Regions from separate parts of the Mus musculus genome. Here region 1 is linked to region 2. A link is a loop called in an ENCODE intact Hi-C map of the cell type or tissue named here. Cell type or tissue: left cerebral cortex. All regions are shown on one strand.

What was found. A loop is a pair of places that touch in the nucleus more often than their neighbours do. Peaks named below come from ENCODE experiments on the same cell type or tissue, not always from the same donor. Only the 100,000 strongest peaks of a DNase experiment are listed, where the experiment ranks them.
Region 1: it touches region 2 in a loop (6-fold over the local background); 25 of 42 quality-filtered maps call a loop at or near these places.

The regions. Positions count from the first base shown.
Region 1 is chr15:8,581,625-8,589,624 of GRCm38, reverse strand. Gm46508 (a long non-coding RNA gene) reads right to left here and starts at 6,982. Exons shown (of 2, transcript XR_001781606.1): 1 at 6,560-6,982. In left cerebral cortex, no CTCF peak of the experiment used is centred here; no DNase peak of the experiment used is centred here.
Region 2 is chr15:8,378,273-8,386,272 of GRCm38, reverse strand. The region is part of intron 1 of Nipbl (NIPBL cohesin loading factor); the gene reads left to right. Among named protein-coding and RNA genes, the nearest start is that of Nipbl, 62 kb to the left of the region's middle. In left cerebral cortex, a CTCF peak has its summit at 3,883 (motif pointing left); a DNase peak (open chromatin) is centred at 3,860.

The sequences.
Region 1 (8,000 bases), 200 kb before region 2:
CCGAATAAATAGAGAGTTCTAGGACAATTGGGGCTAAGAAACCCTGTCTCAAATATACATGTGTTTGTATGTATGTGAAATATAGATATATAGTTATATATAATAACATATATAATTCAATTGTATGTATTATAATTGAAAATAAAAAGGAGCCCAGAACATGTGCAGAATGCCTTCAACTCTTCTGCTCATTTTTCTGGATTTTCTAGTTCCCACTCTTTTTTTGGTTTTTTCAAGACAGGGTTTCTCTGTGTAGCCCTGGCTGTCCTGGAACTCACTCTGTAGACCAGGCTGGCCTCGAACTCAGAAATCCGCCTGCTTCTGCCTCCCAAGTGCCGGGATTAAAGGCGTGCGCCACCATGCCCGACAAGCTCCCACTCTTTATCACAAGCTCCAATGAGGCTGTACAGCAAGTAGGGCGTCTGAACAAGGGCTGGCTCCCAACCCCAGTTTTTCTATGTGATAATTTCACAATCTCCAGAGAGCCTTGGTTCCCTCACTTGTAGGACTAAAGCAAGTCGGAGCTTGCAAAACCTTTCATGATGTGTAAGGCTGTTCTGATAAAGCCCCCAAACACATTCAGGGTGATCACTTCAAGGCTGGCATTTAAGGGGATCACATGGAAGGTCCATGTTCACTAAGATGAAAAAAAAACAAAAACAAAAAAACCTACCACAGGCTGGAGAGATGGCCCAGCAGTTAAGAGCACTGACTGCTCTTCCGAAGGTCCAGAGTTCAAATCTCAGCAAACCACATGGTGGCTCACAACCATCTGTAATGAGATCTGATGCCCTCTTCTGATGTGTCTGAAGACAGCTACAGTGTACTTACATATAACAATAAATAAATCTTTGGGTCAGGGCGACCAGGGCCAGAGCGAGCTGAGGACCTGAGTTCGATTCCCAGCAATCACATGATGGCTCACAACCATCTGTATAGCTACAGTGTACTTGTATACATAAAATAAATACATAAATCGTAAAAAAGAAAGAACTGCCGGGCGTGGTGACTCACACCTTTAATCCCAGCACTTAGGAGGCAGAGGCAGGCAGATTTCTGAGTTCGAGGCCAGCCTGGTCTACAGAGTGAGTTCCAGGACAGCCAGGGCTACACAGAGAAACCTTGTCTTGAAAAACCAAAAAAAAAAAAAAAAAAAAAAAAAAAAAAAAAGAACTACCATTATTCCTACAGTAAAGACAAGGAAACTGTCATATATGTCAGACGTCACACACAGAGCTAATAAATGGTAAGAAGACCCATGTTATTTTTACTTTCCACACCGCCTTCCTGTGGAGGGCAGACAGAAACTATGCTTACATTAACTGAAATGAGAAGGCCCACCCTATATATGAGACATAAGAGAAGAATCAGTTCTGCTTTTTGCCTGCTTGCTTTGAGTCTTGTTCAGGTGTTCATCTACCCTACTGCTGCTACTGCCATCCTTCCCTGAGCTTCTTCAAACTTCCAACGTGGACTGAAGACTAGTGACGCTCCAGAAATCATTCTCCAGCCCTTCAGGGTTAGATTAGGACCAAGCAGACACCCATTCGCTCAGACTGAACAACCTGCTGGGTCTCAGTTTCTCCAGTGTGAAGACAGCAATGTTGGACTACCCTGCCCGTATTGAACAAGCCAACCTAATCTAGGTCCTGTTAATATATCGTCCTTCTATTGGGTCTGTTCCTATAGAGAGCCCTGACTGATACAGCTCCCAGGACCTGCGTGAGGAAACTGATGAATGTGCTTCCAAAGCAGGTTCTAGGGGGTCGGGGGATGTGAAACACAATTTGCTTTGAAACATCAAAAGAACTTTACAAAACAAATAATTGTTATCTGCATTATTGCTATCAACCCCACTATGATCAGATTCATCAGAAGTCGAGCAGGTCATATGGTAGCAATGCACACGAACTGTAATCCAATCCCATATATAAATTATATATATATATAATCCTCAAAGAAAAGTAACCATTCTGAGGAACAGGCAACCCATCAGTTACCGAGCTAGGACAAGGACTGAATGGAGGCTCTGAGACACGATCACAGGTGGTCCAGGACCTAGAAGGTAGCCAGCCACACGTGGGTGAAAAAGGACATGCACGGAGTGATGGGGTCGCAGGAGCCTGACTCTGCTGACAGCGTAAGGTTTCAGAAGGGGTTTCACGTAGCCCAGAGACTCCTGGGAAGTCTGAACCCCAGGTGGCCTTAGCCCTGGAACCAAAGAGAAAGATGTTTACTGCTTGTCTCTGAGCCGGCCCCCATCACAGCTCCTTGTAATCGGGATTGCCTTTGTCCCTGCCGTACCAGTAGCTCCCTCGGTGACTCTTCACAGCCTCAAATCAAAAAGGCCCAACACCCTCCTTCTCCAGCACAGGAAGAGGCCTTGCCAACATCTGTCCTGAAGCATCAACGTCAACTGCTTTGGGCAGCAGCACCCCCAGAGCCCTGGGCTCAGTGTGTTCTTGTTGCACAGGCAGTGGGAAGCAGAGGCCTGCTGCTGCTGCTCCAGCAGGCCAGACAGAAGCTAATTACAGCAACCTGAACCTGCCGTGACTAACATGCTTATTTAATTTCAAATGTTTGTTTGTTGACCTACAGAAATCAAATATAGCGGCCTCCTGGGCCAGGCCTCTTCTGGGGCCCTGGGAGTAATGTCTGTGTGCAGAGCAATTACGCAGGCCCGGGTCTAGGCAGGGGTTGGGTTGCGTGGCAATACCTGGAACGGAATCCGCTTGGAAAGATGTCAATTCTGTGGGGAATGTGGTTCAACTTGGGCATGACATAAAAGGCAGGAAGCAGTTCGTGGAGAGGCCATGGCCAGTGAAGTCTCTCCAGCGTGGTTAATTTCTGGAAACGTTGATCGCTTCCTTCACCGAGACCCCTCTCTGTTTCATGTCCTCTGCACATTAGCACATCTACCCCATCTGGCTCTGTGACACAAGTTGGTTTTCCTTCCTTCCTTCCTTCCTTCCTTCCTTCCTTCCTTCCTTCCTTCCTTCCTTCCTTCCTTCCTTCCTTTTCTTTCTTCCTTTCTTTCTTCCTTCCTTCCTTCCTTTCTTTCTTTCTTTTTATTTTTGCTTTGTTTTGTTTTGTTTTTCCAATTTCAGGTTAAAAAAACAAACGCTGAGCCTCTAAATACTTAAATAACTGGCCTGTGGTCATGTGGTAAGAGTAACACAGGTTCGGGACTTTTAACTCAAAAATCCAAAATCTGAAAAGCACCCCAAATTGAATTTTTTTTTTTTTTGAGTCCTGATGATGATATCACAACTGGAAAATTTCACACCTGATTTCATGCGGTCACTGTAACAATACAGGCACAGTGAAAGTGTTCTGTAAAATGATCTGCAGGCTATGCAGACAAGGTGTATAGAAATCAATGGAATCTCATATTTAGACTTCAATCTCATCCCCAAGATATTTTGTTACGAGTGAGAACATTTTTTTTTAAAACATGAAATAATTTTAGCCCCCAAAATTTTGACTGAAGGACACTTGATCTCCATTTGTAGAAATTCTTCAGAAACACAACATAACTTTTTTTAAATGTGTTTTATTTAAAGATGTATTTATTTTATTATGTATATGAGTACACTGTAGCTGTCTTCAGGCACACCAGAAGTGGGCATCGGATCCCATTACAGAGGTTGTGAGTCACCATGTGGTTGCTGAGATTTGAACTCAGGACCTCTGGAAGAGCAGTCTCTTAACCACTGAGCCAGCTCTCCAGCCCACCCCCCACCTACACACACACACACCATAATTTTTAACTAAGCACTTAATACAGGATCACTCAGTATTATGTTAGTCCTCACTAACTCTGTGAGGCGAAGATTATCATTAACCCGCTTCCTAGACAAGGAGACTGAGGAACTGGGATAGTAAGTAAGTTACCTAAGAATAAGAGATTCAATATGCTTAGCCTCCCTCCTGCAGCCAAGCCTGGAATCGCTCGGCAGAGCCAGTGCCTGTGAACTAGATTTTATAAAATCATACAATGTGGAACTATGATTCAAACCTCGCCTGCCTGGCTTCAGCGCCTAGACTTCTCTCCAGCTCAAGGTCATTCAAGTCTCCTGATGCTACTGTTGTCTGAGAGGCAGCAAGAGCTTTCGAGCCCACAGTGCATCAGACGAGGCTGCTCTAATCCAAGTGCCATCTAAGCAAGCCTCGAACATAACTAGGAGGAAACGGGCGTGAGAAAGTCAGGGCTAAGACTACACATCTGTGACATCACTCAAGTACCCCAGTGGCCTGGTGAGAGTTCATCCAAACACAGGAGCTTCAGTGATGAAGAACGGTGTTAATGACAGCTAATGCTTACTGAGCTCTGTTAGGTACACGACATTGTTCAAAGCCCCAACATGCCTTCTTCGATCTGTTATGTTCCCATTTTATAGACAAGACAACTGAGGCTCAAAGCAAGGTCAGAAGCCCTGACAAAGGTGCTCAGAGAAGGAGCAACATCAGACTGGAGTAGGTCTCACCTTAGAACCCCCAAGCCAGATACTGTCTACCACTAAAATAGCAGGGTGATGGGAACTCAGTTAATGTCCGGTTTGTTCAACTTAGTCACCTACAAAATGAAGTCTATTCATTCCTTTCCTTTACAATGAGTATGAAGTGTAATAAGACAGATCTTTTTTTTTTTTTTTTTTAATGTCAAAGAGACAGATGTGGTAACTCATGTTTTTGATCCCAGGACTCAGAAGGCAGAGGCAGGAGGATCTCTGTGAGTTTGAGACCAGTCTGGTTCACAGAAAGACTCGTCTTTAAAAAAAAAAATTTAAAAGTATATAAAAAAATTAAAGCTGTTACTAAACGAAGAGGCAAACATTTTTTTAAAGACACATTTTTTGATATTTATTATGATCAGATTAACTCACAAAATGTCAAATGGAAATCTGATTGACACACGCATGCGCACCACGCTCAATAGCCTATCATTAAAGGAAGAGTCTTCTCTGTCAAGAGGTGTACAGGTGTGTTTCCTGAATAAAGGAAATCTGAAGGCACACATCATGCACTGTGACCCCCTCTGCTCTCAACAAACTGTCTTTGCTCCTAAAAACAATTTCCACAAGAGTTCATAGGACTAGAAACAGCTCTTGTGAATTCGGCAGATGCTTCCTCAGTCAGTCATGAGTTACAGGGCAATTTAGAAGCAGTACCAGGGTCTTCACCACCAGAGAGAGGGGCTTTTCCCACCAGCACCCTCATCCCCAATAGGGAAAAAAAAGTTCACGTGAATCCAACAGCTTCGAGCAAAACTCAGAAAATACATTTAACCCAGATTTGTTTAGATTGGAGTCACAATTTTAAGAGGAAAAAAAATGCTAGAAATATTTCTTCACAGTCAGTTCTGTGTGTTTCCATGTTCATCTTGTTATGAACAAAATAAATGTGGACTAAAGTCCACATATTTAGCTGTTCTGTGTGATGGGTTTATTACTCCATACGCTGCTAAGCCCCAGAGACTGCCATTTAATTAAATGCAGAGAAGTATTCATGGAGAGATTTCTAATTTACCGTTTCTATGCCAAGAGTCTCAGAGGTCTCATTTCCGTTTAGAAAATTCTACTGCCGCAAAAAGAGGGATTAATGAAATTAACCGGCTTCTAGCTTTCCTAAAACTGAAATGTATTCCTCTGCGAGCTCTGGGATTAGGGCATAGGTCAAAAGTGCACCCTCTCTACCGGGAAACGCTCTCCTCTATGGCCCTGAACACACACCCACCAACCACATTTTTTAATTTTAAAATTCCATACAAAGATATCGCAGAGCTGTTGGAACCGCAGCACCCAAGCTTCTCAGGACCCTGTGTCTCCAGCCCCCTCTGCAGAGAAACTTCTTTGAGGTTCACTTTCAGATTTAGAAAAAGCATCCCACCCATCATGGGGGCATATGACAGCATTGTCAGCTTCAGGAGACATTTCTGACTTCTGGTTCTCCTGTGAGCTTTCTTGTCTTTCTATAAAAAGGCCAAAGGAATGTCTAGCTTCAGAGATACAGTGTTGAATACCTTAAAACAGAAAATGAGGCAAGGTCCCCACTTCTATCCTGGTCCTAACAGTCTCATTCTTATAGTCTAAGGGACTAACGTCTTAGGTTTGGGAGGGAGGGGGTTGGTTGGTTGTTTTGTTGTTTGTTTTTATTTTTGTTTTTGTTGTTGTTGTTTTTAGGAGTTTTTATTTAGTTTTAAAACTGGGACTCACTATGTTAACACTGGCTGGCCTGCAACTTCCAAAGTAGACCAGGCTGTTCTCAAACTAATAGAGATTCTCCTGTGCTTGCCTCCTGAGTGCCGACACAGTCTTTTGAAAGGCTTAGTTTCTGAACAAGTTTGTTCACCAATTGTTCTATCAACCAAAGGGCTTTGTGTTAGCAGCCAGCCTGCCTACAAACTGCAGTTATTACTGTTTCAAATGATCACCTTTGAGGTCTTCTGATCCTGTGACCTCGCCAAGTGGCCTCTATTCTTAGGGTCACCCGTCCTTCCTGCCCCCCACCTTTGCTTCACACAGTGCCTTTCCTCAGTGAGGGCTGCATCATATCTTACCTGATCTGCCGTCATCTCCTCAGAAAGATCGTCTCCCCACCACACGGAGAGCTTTGCATGCACCGGAGAGGCTCCACTCAGAAGACTGCAGAAACTGGTCACTGCCCTGAATACCCTTTGATCTGCTTGAATCCCAAGCACCAAATGGTGACTGCCATCTGCTTCTCCAAACTCATCCTCCAGGACACCCTTATCCCTCCCTGAGCTTGCCAGCATCCCAGGCCTCAGTCCGGAGATGCCAAATCACCCTCCTGACTGTCAGAATCCTACCTCCATCTTTTCAAATGTTACCTTCTTCCTGCAGTGGATTCAGACCCCAACTTATTATTACTTATTCAGACTTATCCCTTCCAACAAGCATCCCCGGAGGTAGGAGCTGTTTTCTTGTACATCCGCACTGTGTTTGACCCCTCCCATAAGAGCCACTTCTGGCCTGGTCACGAGCTAGCTATGAATTTGCCCAAGCACCTCATCGGAGCACATTCAAATGTATATTCTTAGGACAATGTCCTGATCATATGCAAATACTCAGCACATATTAGTGACTATAGCCATGGGGGGGGGGGTAGACAAAATATGTTTGTTCTGCCTTTGAGAAAATTTGGGAGATTTTTTTTTTTAATTATCACATTTTTAAAGAAAATATTAGGACAAAGTGGTATGCTGAATGGTTTAATAATATATAACATTCCAAATAAAATGTTAGCCAGTGGAGCCACCTTGCCCATAATAGAGCCAGAGCCAGCAGATTTGACATTTCTAATGTATAACATTGTCAGTGTGAGTGTGGTCTTTTAATATAGCCCACCCCTCCACAGCCAGCTTTGGGCTGCCCCTCCTCAATCCTTTGTCCTTTTTCTCTGTGGCTTTTCTTTATTCTCTCTCTCTCTCTCTCTCTCTCTCTCTCTCTCTCTCTCTCTCTCCCTTTTAAACTCAAGTTGCTACTGAGTTTTTGGCACTTAGAAATCCATCACTTTAAAAAGGGAGGACAACAGTAATAAGCAGGTCCAGATTTGTGTTCAGTGCCCAAAAAAAAAGAAAAAAAAAAGCAATTTTTCCACTTTAATCGGATCCATCCAAATGGCCAGTCCAATGTGTAACATATGTCCAGCCAACTGGCTGGAGTCCGCGCATTTCGTTTCTTCTGTAGATTAATGAGATTATGGCATTGTTAAAAAAGAAGCAGAAAAATGCTAATTTGACATCTACTATGATATACTTTACAGTTTGGGGGCTTTCTGCATTTTAAGACACTTTTAATTACTTTGTTATGCTGTGCCAATGAGGACCATATGCCCAATTCTTGTCCCACCACGGCTGTCTTCACAGTCACCTGCGCATTCCCAGGCTGTGCAGACGACAGAGACCTTGCTTACTGTAGCCCCTGCTAGAAAAAGAAGAAGGCGGGCTTCTCCTTTACCTGTGCAGGGGCCCTGTGGTT
Region 2 (8,000 bases):
AGGGCCTTGGTATGTAGTCAGGTTATCCTTGAGCTTTTGTTCTTCTGCCACTCCTCTGCCTTCCAAATAACCACTCCACAAAAAAACAAAAAAAAAAAAAACAGTTAAAACTTGAATGTAGAAAACGTGGGTAACAACAAGAGCCTACTGACAGGAGCCTGATACAGCTGTCTCCTGCAAGGCTCTGCCAGTGCCTGGCAAATACAGAAGTGGATGCTCACAGTCATCCATTGGAAGGAGCACAAGGTCCCCAATGAAGGAGCCAGAGAAATACCCAGGGAGCTGAAGGGGTTTAAAGCCCCAAAGGAGGAACATCAATATGAACTAACCAGTACCCCCAGAGCTCCTTGGAACTATACCACCAATCAAAGAAAACACATGGTGGAACTTGTGGCTCTAGCTATATATGTAGCAGAGGATGGCCTAGTGGCCATCGGTGGGAGGAGAGGCCCTTGGTCCTGTGAAGGCTCTATGCCCCAGTATAGGGGAATGGGAGTGGGTGTGTTGGGGAGGAGGGGAGGAGATAGGGGATTTTCAGAGGGGAAACTAGGAAAGGGGATAACATTTGAAATGTAAATAAAGAAAATATCTAATAAAAAAAGAAAGAAAACATGGGTAAGAGCAATTAAAGAAAAATGGAGATTAGTCAAGATCTACATACATTATAGATCACAAGAATCAGTATTATAAACATATCATTTGTATTCTAATTAGTAGGTATACAGTTTATATAGATCAGTAGTTCAGTAAACCTTTCAGAAATTGTCAAAATGGGCCTGGCGTGGTGGTGCATGCCTTTAATCCCAGCACTTGGGAGGCAGAGGCAGGCGAATTTCTGAGTTTAAGGTCAGCCTGATCTACAGAGTGAGTTCCAGGACAGCCAGGGCTACACAGAGAAACCCTGTCTCGAAAAACCCCCAAAAAAGAAAAGAAAGAAATTGTCAAAATGATTATAATTTATTTGTAGATAAAACAGAAAAACTGAAATTAATTTTATACCTCACATTATGTAAAATACAAAAACAGTGGGAGATATTAAATTAAAGTTCATATTAACTAGAGAATATGAACTTAAATATGAAGTTCATATTAACTAGAAAGTTCTTATAACACCAAGAAGTACTACTTATAAAACAATAGATTGATGAATTAGACTTCATCAAATTAATATTCAGTTCTTCAAAGACATTAGTTGAGAGAATGAAAAGCTGAACAAAAAGCACAGAGAAAAGATCTGCAAATATTTATATTTGAAGTTTAATACAGGGCTGGCGAGATGGCTCAGTGAGTAAAAGCACTCACTGACTGCTCTTCTGAAGGTCCTGAGTTCAAATCCCAGAAACCACATGGGCTCACAACCATCTGTACAACTACAGTGCTCATATACATAAATAAATCTTTTTTAAAAAGTTTTATACAAACTGTTCTCAAAGTCTGTATCTAGCCTCCACTCTAGATTTACACTTAAACACACACACACACACACACACACACACACGAAAAATAGGCAGTTGAAGTGTGTAGAAATCAGAGTTGTACGTACTAACTGGAGTTAGCAGCATAGAAGTGCTGATTTGTTTGTTTTTTAAACTGTAGCCTGAAGGAGATCTCTAGGGGAATGAGGGCAGGAAGATGCAGAGGAGCAAAGTAGGAATCCAGGAGGAGGGAGGGAGCATGCACAGTCTGTACTGTTGTTTTGGGAGACGAGGAAGAGAATGGTCAGTTGTAAATGTTGGGACAAGTGATGAGGGCCTGCGGCTTGCTTGTTCATTGAGTTAACAATGTCGTTTTGATGACTGACTGTTGTGAGGCATTTGGAGAAATGGTGTGAGTGAATATAGAAATGTTCAAGAAAAGTTGAGATGAGGATAGACAGCTGAAGAACCTTGTGAAAATAAATAGGACTACTAAGTAGTAATTGGGGGAATCAGGTTTTTGTTTTGTTTCATTGGGAATATGGAACATTAATACCAGGTACATATGTCTTGCTGATTAGAATGATTCAGTAATAAGAAAAATTGTACAAAAGGCTTGCTTGAATGGTATCTTTAGATCAGAGAGAGAGAGATTATGTGCATGCAATATATGATGGTTTTGTGCATAGTCTGTAGTCTTTCAAAGTTTTTTGGGGGGTGAGGGGTAATTTTCTTAATGATGTTAAATGTATATGGATGTTTTGCCTACATGCATGTCTGTACACCTTGTATTTGGCTGGTGCCCATGGAAACTAGAAGAGGGAATTAGGTCCCTTGGAACTGGAATTAAAGATCGTTTTAAGCGTCAATGTGAATACTGGGAATCAAACATGGGATCTTTTGGAAGAACAACCAATGTTTTTAACTGCTAAGCCATTTCTTCAGGCTTTGATCTTATTTCTTTTTTTTTTTTTTAAGATTTATTTATTATTATATGTAAGTACACTGTAGCTGTCTTCAGACACTCCAGAAGAGGGGGTCAGATCTTGTTATGGATGGCTGTGAGCCACCATGTGGTTGCTGGGATTTGAACTCTGGATCTTCGGAAGAGCAGTCAGGTGCTCTTACCCACTGAGCCATCTCACCAGCCCCTGATCTTATTTCTTTAACTAAAATTTACTAAAATATCTGAATCTGATCCCATTTGTTGTCCCAGTAAGATGTATTAATTAATGAACTGTGTACAAATCTGTGCCATATTATGATCAAAAATCAAAGTAGCCAGTTTCTTGTAAAGGTTTGTAAGTCAAAGGTGGGCATGACAGTGCTTTCTTGAGTTAAAAGTTAGCTAGGGCAGATATTGAGAATCTGCCTCCAAAATATAAGAGGGAGGGGGAGGTGAGAAAGGAGGATCTTTTTTTTTTTTATTGATTATTTTACTTATTTACATTTTAAATGTTATTCCTGCTTCCTGGTTTCCCCTCCACAAGTCCCCTATCTCACCCCTCTCCCGGCTTCTATGAGGGTGCTCCCCTACCCACCCACCCACCCACTCACTCCCGCCTCACCGCCCTAGCATTTTCCTCATTGGGGGATCAAGCCTTCACAGAACCAAGGGCCTCTCCTCCCATTGATGATAAGGCCATCCTCTGCTACATATGGGACTAGAGCCATGGATCCCTCCATGTGTACTCTTTGGTTGGTGGTTTAGTCCCTGGGAGCTCTGGGGGGTCTAGTTGGTTGATATTGTTGTTCTTCCTATGGGGTTGCAAACCCCTTCAGCTCCTTCAGTCCTCCCCCTAACTCCTCCATTGGGGACCGTGTGCTCAGTCCAGTGGTTGGGTGCAAGCATCCGAGTCTGTATTAGGCTCTGGCAGGGCATCTCAGGAGACGGCCATATCAGGCTCCTGTCTGCAAGCACTTCTTGGCATTGGCAATGATGACTGGGTTTGGTGGCTGCATATGAGTTGGATCCCCAGGTGAGGCAGTCTCTGGATGGCCTTTCCTTCAGTCTCTGCTCCATTCTTTGTCCCTATATTTCCTTTAGACAGGAGCAATTCTGGGTTAGAATTTTTGAGAAGGGTGGATGGCTCCCAGGATCCAACAGGGATGAGATTAGCTGAAACAACAAAGGGGAGAGTGAACCTGTAAAGACCATATCCAGAGGTTAGGCATGAAAAGGGAATGACTCTTAAGACAGCTAGATGCCACCACAAGGCTAAGACTACTTGTAATTTAATATTAATACAGAAGTTACTGTATATCTAAGTTTTTCTTAATTTTGCATGCATCAAAAAAAGTTTCGCTGTGTGAGTGCTTAAACAAAACATTACACACTTCATCACTTCTTGCTTTCTAATGATGTTGAGTCATCAGTTTGGAAAAAATTGGCCAACTTTCCTCACAGTAGTTTATTAAGTTTTTTACTTTCCCACTTACAATAGTTGAAAGTGTGCCCTCTTGTGGCGTTCTTAGATTGCAGATTATCATTCAAGCAGGTTTTGCTTCAAACCTGAGAGTTAAGTCTTTACTGTTATACTTTTAAAACTGGAACTTAATTCGAAAGAAATAAAATAGTGGCTTTATTTTATACTTCTAATACCATCTCTGTTTAAGAAACCTTTTACAGTAGTCTTAATTAGGGGGTGCAGAGCACATATTTCTTTTGCAGTATTAAAAGGACAAATTATTTTTATGTTGGGGGGAAGATAGACTACCAAACTAAACTGTAGTAGCACTTTGACACATCTTCTATGAAATCTTTGTAATTTAATTTAATTTCTTATCATTTTGAGACAGGGTCTCATGTAGCTCTGTGTAGCAGAGGGCTTCTTTGATTTCCCAGTTTTAGTATGTGCTTACTATACCCTATTTTTGAGGTGCTAGGGACGGAATCCTGGGCTTCATGCATGCTCATCAATGGTTCTACCAACTGAGCTACATCCCAAAACTCCACTCTATAAATTTCAAAGTTACTCTGGGATTCAAGACTAGTTTTTCCTGATGTAGTTTGTATGTTTATATATTGAGATGGCCAGGCTTTTGTCTAGCTACTTGATCCTAACTATATTCAGCTATAACTATTTAAAGTCAGTTCACATGAAATAATTGGGGGGGGGGGTGTCAGGAAAGCAAGTGTTTATTATTTTGTTCCTTAGCAAGCACAACTTCTTTTTAAACTGCTCTTGGAAAACTGACAATCCCAACCTGACTTGCTTAGTGGTAACTTTTCCCTCTATAATAAGTTCAGTAGCGTAAGTGTACGCTTCTGCGTTGTGTCTGTACAGTTCATTATACATAGTAACATAAAGCTACATGGTTTAGGCATATATACATAAACATTCTCAGTATGTAGTGTGGTGATTGCAGGGAGCTACTAAAGGTAAAGCAGGTGTCCCAAATAGCTCTGTCCCATTTTATACTGTTGTTACTTCATGATGGTAATTGGGAATTCTAGAAAAGCAAAATGTTGGAAAGGAAATAGATTTTCACAGGAGGTGCTGATTGATAACTTTGATGTTGAGCTAGGATTTGAGAAAGATCTGTTCATCTGCGATGAGTAAAATGCGAAAAAGAATCCGGTCTTGAGTAGTAGATGGGAAGGAGAATCTGAAGGGAGACTCTTGTGACTCGTGTGAAATGATCACACAGTGCAGGGTAGATTTACTTACTTACCTCTGCACCTTGTTTTCAAATGGACTTGAGGCCATTTATAAAATTAAACATAATATTAACTAGAGTAATCAAATATATGAGGGTGTATGTGTGTGCCTGTGTGAGTCCTGCCCATACAGATGTGTGTGAAGACCAGTGGTTGATAAAGGGATGTCTTCTTCAAAACTTGTCCCCACATTTTGAAGCAGGATCTCTTAGTGACCTTTGAGCTTGCCATTTAGACTTTGCTTCCTCTTCCCTCCAGGATCTGCTCACCTGTGCCTGTCCCAGTGCTCGGCTTCCATGCAGACAGACAGCTTTCCAATTCAGCCCTCTCCCTCGCCCTAACTATGCTAGCTTTCCTACACCCCCCCCCAAATTTACATTAACAAAGAAAAACATCAATTACTTAAATAGTCCATATTTATGAATTTTGGATCAAAGATGAAAATAATGTTATATAATGACATAGCAGTGACGATTTTGAAGTACAGCGTCAGACATGTGTCTATTCTTCAGCGAGGCTCTAGCAGTGTAGTGTATTGTCGTATCCTTGCATCCTTGCTTTATAGCCTTTTTCATGCCCAAGAATATAAAATTGGCTTAGAAATGCCTTTATTCAGGCTAATTGTGGCACCAGAGGTCTGTAATCCTAGCACTTGCTGAAGCAGAAAGCTTGTTGAATTCAAGGCAAGCCTGGGCTGTATAAGGAGATCCTATCTTCAAAATACATAAATAGGTAGGTAGGTAGGTAGGTAGGTAGATAGATAGATAGATAGATAGATAGATAGATAGATAGATAGATAGATAGATAGATATCTTAAGCATGAAAGAAAAGGAATACTCAAGTTCAGATCCTAACTCTTGTAGCCATAACTATTCAGGTCCTAAGACTTAAGTTTTCATCTGGAGAATAAAGATAATCATTATGATAACCTTCTTATGTTATAATTGGGAAAGATACATATATGTGCCTGGCAGGTAAGAAGTGCTTAAAAACAGACGTCCTTCTACACTGTTCCTTCACTTCCTCTAGTTTCTGCTTTTGCAGATTTATCAGCCTTTATCCAAAATGCTTGGTGTCAAAGCTGTTGTGTATTTCAATGTTTGAGTGTGGTGTTTTGTTTTGTTTTGTTTTAGTTTGGGAATATTTGTATATACGTAGTGAAGTACTTTGAGGATGAAACCCAAGTCTGGTCATAAAATTCATTATGTTTCATACACCATATGCACAAAGCCTGAAGGTAATTTAAGGAGTATATTTTTATCTTCCTGTGCTTTACCTATTTAGTCTGTGTGTCTATGTATGCCATGCATATGTGCCATAGCACATGTGTGGAGGTCAGAGAAAGCTCTGTAGAGTCAGTTCTTTTTTTTTTTTTTTCTACTGTTACACAGGATCAAACTCAGGTTGCCACAGGCTCAGAAAGTTATTAGCCCAGATACATCTGTGCTGTCATTGTCACTCACATGATGTCAGGGATGGAATTGTAGCATCATGTCAATGCTGAAAAAGCTCCAGTTTTTTGGAACATTCTGTATTTTTATCCTCTGTTATGTATAGATTACTTACTGAACTAACCCTTATGGGGGTGAGTTAGTTATTTTTGTGGTGCTGGCATTGGTTGTACTAAGGCCTTGGGCGGGCTAGTCAATAACTCTGCCATTGAGCTAGCATAGTGATAATTCTCACTAACTTGTCCATTTCTTAATTACCAGCTTCGTACTTTAGAAATCTCCAGTTAAATATCATGTTGATATTTTAATCTAGATTATTTAAGTCCAAAATTGGACCACTATTGCATACTAACACTGTAGTTCTCTCACAGAACCTTTTGTTTTCATTCTCTCTCATTATTACCCACTCTTCCTTTTATTATTATGTTATTCTTAAGTGAAATTTTGAGATAGTTTATAGTAAGGGTATGGACAGGAGAGAGTCAACATTGTATGATATATTCTTGGGGGCTTTTCTTTCTGACCATATGCTGTGGTCAGCATGTTTGTTGCATCCTTCATATTCTAGCTAGGATTCTTTAACATGTAGTACAGTTCCTTTTGTTTGCCTAGCATAAGACACAAAATTGATATTGAATACTTTATCATGAAGGACCAAATAGTATAGACATGTCTGTTGTGCTGGATGCCATGTGCAACTCAGGAAGTACTTGGATAGGTTTGTGGGAACTATTGATCAAATCTAACTTTTCTTTAAAAAAAAGATTTATTAATATATTTGTCCATTTCTTAATCACCAGCTTTGTACTTTAGAAATTTCCAGTTAAATATCACATTGATATTTTAATCTAGATTATTTAAGTCCAAAATTGGACTTTATGTGACTGTAGTTGTTTTCAGACACACTAGAAGAGGCCATCAGGTTCTATTACAGATGGTTGTGAGCCACCATGTGGTTGCTGGGAATTGAACTCAGGACCTCTGGAAGAACAGTCAGTGCTCTTAACCTCTGAACCATCTCTCTCTCCAGCCCCCAAATCTAACTTTTAACTGCCCATTCAACAACATTAGAAAAAGAATGTACCATATTTGTATGTGTGTATGTATGTATATAAATATTGATAGTTTGAGATAACATAACAAGCAAGGTATAGAAAATTTATAGTAAATAGCAATACACTTTTATTGAAACTTACTGCATGCCAAGGACAAACATGAGTATTTACATCTTTATATGTATTAATTCATCTCATTTCTCACAACAAAATTAAAACAATTACCTGTCTTTTATAGAGATAAGGAGTTGAGGCACAGAAATATTAAATAATGTATCTGTGGCTGTCCAGCAGAAGGGTTTAAATAGCCCAGTTTTTTTCTTCTTTGACTATGTTGTGACAATGTTAATTATACATTTCAGTTATGTAAAATGTTCATGTGTTTGATAGCCTGGATTTGGCTTCTGCTATATTAACT